Regions from separate parts of the Homo sapiens genome. Here region 1 is linked to region 2. A link is a contact called in ENCODE Hi-C or POLR2A ChIA-PET data. All regions are on one chromosome and are shown on one strand. The core of a region is the stretch at or near the end of the contact, and the rest is flanking DNA. Distances in the headings are between cores, read along the strand shown.

Evidence for each region. A loop is a pair of places that touch in the nucleus more often than their neighbours do. ChIA-PET counts read pairs that join two places held with the same protein, here RNA polymerase II (POLR2A). Pooled maps may share reads with other maps.
Region 1: a loop to region 2 is called in a pooled map, with 2.4 times the contacts of the local background. The contact joins two enhancer-like sites. A Hi-C loop is called at or near these places in 1 of 50 pooled maps. POLR2A ChIA-PET finds 5 or more read pairs at or near these places in 3 of 52 experiments (AG04450, H1 and Panc1).

Annotation. Positions count from the first base shown.
Region 1 is chr10:28,767,108-28,769,868 of GRCh38, forward strand. All of the region lies in intron 2 of LINC01517 (long intergenic non-protein coding RNA 1517), which reads left to right. Among named protein-coding and RNA genes, the nearest start is that of LINC01517, 25 kb to the left of the region's middle. Within about 2 kb of position 1,369, at least 2 of the 41 ENCODE cell types and tissues checked have a DNase peak (open chromatin) inside an H3K27ac peak, as active enhancers do.
Region 2 is chr10:28,990,346-28,993,275 of GRCh38, forward strand. No RefSeq gene overlaps it. Among named protein-coding and RNA genes, the nearest start is that of C10orf126, 150 kb to the left of the region's middle. RefSeq lists an enhancer at 511-1,710 and a silencer at 1,455-1,749. Within about 2 kb of position 1,551, at least 3 of the 41 ENCODE cell types and tissues checked have a DNase peak (open chromatin) inside an H3K27ac peak, as active enhancers do.

The DNA of each region.
Region 1 (2,761 bases), core at 119-2,618, 220 kb before region 2:
AATTGCATGAGTAGGAAGTGTGCTGACTTCTAGGTAATGTCTATTCTCTAGCTAGTTTGCACATTGTAAAATTTGACCTGGGCTGCTTGATGAAGTGTGGCTCTTGGGAAAGAGAGGTTCACTGGTTCTACCCTCAAGAAGATATTTGTCATCTAGAGCAAGAACTAGAGGAAAGTATGTCACCTTGGAGAGCTTGAGACTAGGTTTGACTTCTATTTCACCCAATCAACTACAAAACATCAGTATTAGGTGGCTCAGAACTTATCATGATTGGAAAGCTTGAAAAGTTTTTTCCTTTTGGAAACGGATGGGTTTGAAAGTCAGGATGTCAGCATTGGCTAGAGTTGAGCTCAGGGTTTCTAGAATGCTGCATCTTAGCTTTCATCAGCCTGGCTTGAGTCAGGGCCATTGGGCCTTAGGAATGTATTGCTGGGGTGCTACTTGGATCCTGTCAAAAGATGTTAGAAGGAGTGAGTGTCAGATCCCGGGATAAGTCATTTAGGATAGTGACCTTCTCAGAAGGGCCAATAGGAAGTAGAAAGTGGAAAGGAGAGTCATGTCAAGGATGCTTTGAACAAAGGAATGAGAGAACGCGTAGATCGTAAGGCTGTACAGCAACTTCCACTTTGTCCTGGCTTTGCTGTTCTTGTGGATATACGTGGCATAAATCAAGCAGCTAACTTACTTTCAGTGATTCTCCGAAGGTACCTAGTGGTGAAACTCTCAAGCCTTATACTCAGCAGTTCATTTCCTACCAGCCTAATTACAAGTGTTTTATTATAAAGTTTATGGAAATGAGATATAAGTCACTCTGGAGTTTTTGAGAATAGTTATACTGGTAGTTACCATCTAATGTGGTCTTTGGAAGGTTCTACATCAAAGCCCAGGGTATCCTGGGGTTGTTCTAGCTCTCTGCAAGACAAAGCTTGGAGACTTGTATTTTAAGTAGCTTTTCATTTTTACTGAGCCACAAGGGCAGTAGCTCACAGGGACTTTATTGAATATTTACATCTAGCTTCTTCTAAACAGCATTGAAAATGGGAGTAAGATGCCATAAAAGGGGTCACCTTGAGGCCTGCTCTGATTTTTGAGAACACGGAATTGGTGATCTACGGAGGTGAGAAAGCGGACACCAAAACAAACAAGACTCCAGGCTCCTTCCTCATGCCTTGGTTGTGTCTATTGTGGAGCCGCTGGCATCTTTTATTTCGGGGACAAAGGACAGCTCTGTTTAATCCTCCTGTTCCATTGCCAAACTCCAAAGGGGATAATTACATTCTGACTTCTAAAATTCCCTTTGCAATTTTATGTGGATGAAGTACTTGTAACAGCCTGGGATGCCCTGCGTGCTGGAAGACAGCTGCCCTGTTTCATTTCCAGGGGGGAGTACTTCGGGCAGAGCTAGTGTTGGTACTGCACAGTTTGTCTCGGTCCCAGCATAGAAACCGGACTAGCGTCTCTTGCTGTAAAACGCATTGAACAGGGCATCAAACACCACCTCACGGGAGAATTAAGTTGACTGTCCTCTGTACATAGCTGGTCTAACTGGAGTGTCTAAAACAGCCAGTCATTTAGCTAATCCTGTTTTTTTTTTTCCAAAAAGAACTAATTTAGAGCACTTTTTTGATAGGTAAATATAGTACAAAATAATGGTTTTGTGTTCAGGTGAAACATTGAGTTCAGACAAAATGTCTTGACCCCACTAAAATTATTAAAACTAATTGGAATTCTACGTGCCAGTCCCAAAATAAGACAGTTTGATTCCCTGACATATAATTATTCTTTTCTAAATAGCACTGATAGCAACATCATTGTAAACGGGATAAAAAATTCTTATGTTTGTTTAAATTCCTGGAACTGATCTTTATAATATAAGGAAAATGAACCAAGCTTCCTAAAATGAAATCCAGGTGAAAATGTAATTGTTATATTACTCTTCTGAATTTTTGGAAACATAGATACAAAAATTATTGTTTCAGTTCCCCAAGGGAACTAGTAAAACCTGGACAAGCTGTTGGTTTTTATATTGGTACTGCAAGCTGTTCCTAACCTTAATTGTAGTAGAAAATGAAACTATCGCCATGGAGTGGTGTGTTTAAAACCCACCAAGAGGTTTCAGCAGGAGAGCGGAACCGAAAAAGGAGGGAATCATTAACCACAGAAGTGACTGAAGTGGTTTAATAATTATGTTATTTCAAGAGGAAAAAGGATGTGCCTAAAGTAGAAGGGGAAGGGAAGGATTGATAAATAGAACTTATTTCTATCCTAGGTAGTCAGCTGGTAGAGCTACTAGTGGGAATGGCCTATTAACTAATTGATCTGCTAGACTCAATAGAGAACTCCAGCTGGAGATCAAAGAAAATTCTCTGCTACAAAGGCAAACAGCAACCTTGGACCAGATGTTTTTCTTCCAGCTCTGTCATGCTTGATAACTGTAGGGCATGGCTGAATCTGGCCATAGGCCTCATCCATCCAACCGTTGAGATGAAAAGCAAGGGCTATGTGTGTACACGCGTGTGCACCTATATATATAAACACATGCACACATGTACACACACATGCTTGAAAAAGAGAGACAAGCAGCTTCAAAGTCAAAAGGATTTGGAGTACAAGCTAACTTTGGGAACTGAGAAATTTTTTTATGTCTACTTATTTGCAAAGCGAAGAGCACCAAATGCCAACTTTTATTTTATTTTATTTTATTTTATTTATTTATTTTTGAGATGGAGTCTCGCTCTGTCGCCCAGGCTGCAGTGCAGTG
Region 2 (2,930 bases), core at 301-2,800:
AGAGACTGTATGTGGTGTTTTGACATTTTTCCAGAATCCCAATGTGCACAAGAGGCTTTCTGGGTGTGAGACATTTGTAACTAGGGGAATTAGTGCTATCCTGTTGGGCTGGCCTCTTGGAAGTGATTTGCCTTGGTTTTTCTCAGTGAGGGGACTGAAGTTGGGGAAAATGACAACAAGGAATTGTAGCCCTTCTTGCTGTGGTTGGCTGTGACAACACATGACACACATCATCCCCTCCACAACCAGAACAGGGATTCATGGGGACCCCAGAAGGCTTGACTGATGGACTAAAATGTGGGCTTTGATGGCCTCCTTCTTTTGGCCCTGCTTTTGTTTTTTATTGTTGTTGTTGTTGTTTGTTTGATTGTTTGTTTTTTCTGAGATAGGGTCTCACTGTTTTTGCAGGCTGGAGTGCAGTGGCATGATCACGGCTCACTGCAGCCTTGATCTCCCCAGGTTCAGGTGATCCTCCCACCTTAGCCTCTCAAGTAACTGGGACTACAGGCACGTGCCACAATGCCCAGCTAGTTTTTGTATTTTTTATAGAGAAAGGGTTGTGTTGCCCAGGCTGGTCTTGAACTTCTGGACTGAAGCCACCCTCCCACCTTGGCTTCCCAAAATGCTGGGACTACAGGTGTGAGCCACCACTCCTGGACTTGGGCCTGCTTTTGAATGATGCCAAGGCCGTCACGGTGGTCTCAAAGTCAAGCAATACAGTCAACCCAGAACCATGTTGGGCTCATCTGATCTTAGAGTCAGCCTCTCTCTGATACATTTAGATCATGTATTAGAACGGCAGCAAAAGGCACATGATTGTAGAGAGGGATGAGCTTTAACCAAGGTTAAAGAGCTTTGGCTCTTACTGGTGATGGTCCTGAAGTCAGTTATTTTGCCTCTCTTTGCCTCGGAGTTTCTTCATTTGCACAATAGGGGTAATGTTAGGATTAAAGGAGATAAAGTATGGGTCTAGTACATGGTCAATGATCATCAAGACGAAGGTTTTCTTGCAGAAATACAGGTCGGGCCCCTCAGCAGGGATTTGGCTGGTCCCACCTGATGTCATTCTTCCCACTAGTTTCAAACTGGGCTGCTCGCCTGTGGCCAGGGAGTGTATTCCAAAGCATTCCTGTTCGCCAGCTCAGGCCTCAGGGCTGCTGTGAAGCTGCAATTCCTTTCATGGAGCTCATGTGTGTGACAGGGTGTGCCCAGCTCTTAAAGTGCTTTGAAGAAAATGCCTTTGTGCTAAAAGCTCTATAAATATAAGGCGCAGACCTGGGCGTGGTGTTTCCAGAATACTCCCAATTTGATGTTAGCTGTCATCAAAGGCTCAGGTCATAGAAAAGTTGGAAATGGGGGTGGTTTGCCAATTCAGTGATTCCCCAAAGCAGAGATGATTGTTTTTTCTTTTTTTTTCCAACTTCCATTGCTTGATGGTACAAGGCCCATGTTGCCTTTCTTGTGTCCAGAACTACACAAACCTGATTTCAAGTATCCTTTTGAAGAATTACCAATTGCATACTCTCTCTCTACCCCTTTCTTCCCCACCCCACCCACCAACCATCCAGAGCCATCCAACAGCTCCTCCTGGTGGCCATTGCGGAGAGAGATTCTCTGATCACACACCTTTACCTTCAGTATGAATGTGCTTCATTCATTTATTCAACCACTTTTTATTGGTTAACTACTATGCACAAGGCATCTTGCTAGATGCTGGAGATACCAATAGAACAAATAGGGTTCCTGCCTTCATGGGGTCACAATTCTGTGAGGAAACAGACAAACAAGTGATTATAATTACACAATGACTGTGTCATAACAAAAGTATGTACAAGAGCATGGGGGAGGAGCAGGAAAGGAACCTAAGGCATGTTGATATTGAAGCTAAGAAGGCCACAACTTCAGGGCCTTCTCATTTGCATGGTCCCCTTCTGAGGCCATATCACATGTGCATATAACACACACACACACACACACACACACACACACACACACACACACATATTTTTTTCAGACAGGGTCTTGGTCTGTCACCCAGGCTGGAGTGCGGTAGCGATCACAGCTCACTGCAGCCTCAAACTCCTGGGGTCAAGCGATCCTCTCGTTTCAGCCTCCGGAGTAGCTGGGATAACAGGTACACACCACCACACCTGGCTAATTTTTGTATTTTTTGTACAGACTGGGTTTTGCTATGTTGCCAAGACTGGTCTCAAACTCCTGGCCTCAAGTGATCCTTCCTCCTCAGCCTCCCAAATTGCTGGAATTATAGGTCTTAGCCACCATCCCTGGCCTATGGTCATAGATTTTTATAAAATTTACAGGAGTAACCCATTTTGAAGGAATCAGTTAAGATTACACTTGTCTTCTGCACTAACACTTACTGTCATATTTCTCCTGTTATTGGGGGACATGGAAGCAGGAAAAGTTGTCTTTGGAACTGGCTTAGGGAGGGTTGAGTTGGGGATAGAATTCATTTGGGTTTAGTGAGGTTTTTTGTTGTTGTTGTTGTTGTTTGTTTTTTTTTTTTCTTTTTTTGAGATGGAGTTTTGCTCTTGTTGCCCAGGCTGGAGTGCAATGGCGCGATCTCAGCTCTCTGCAACCTGCCCCTCCCGAGTTCAAGTGATTCTCCTGCCTCAGCCTCCCGAGTAGCTAGGATTACAGGCATGCGCCACCACACCCGGCGAATTTTGTATTTTTAGTAGAGACGGGGTTTCTCCATGTTGGTCAGGCTGGTCTCGAACTCTTGACCTCAGATGATCGGCCCACCTCAGCCTCTCAAAGTGCTGGGAATACAGGCATGAGCCACCATGCCCGGCCCCTGGGTTTAGTGAGATATTTTTATGGGTTCATAGTTAAGCTATTGTCAGGCTTCCTTGTGTAGGAGCAGCTTCCAGAAATACTTCTATCACCCACCTTTCTGACTCAGCAAC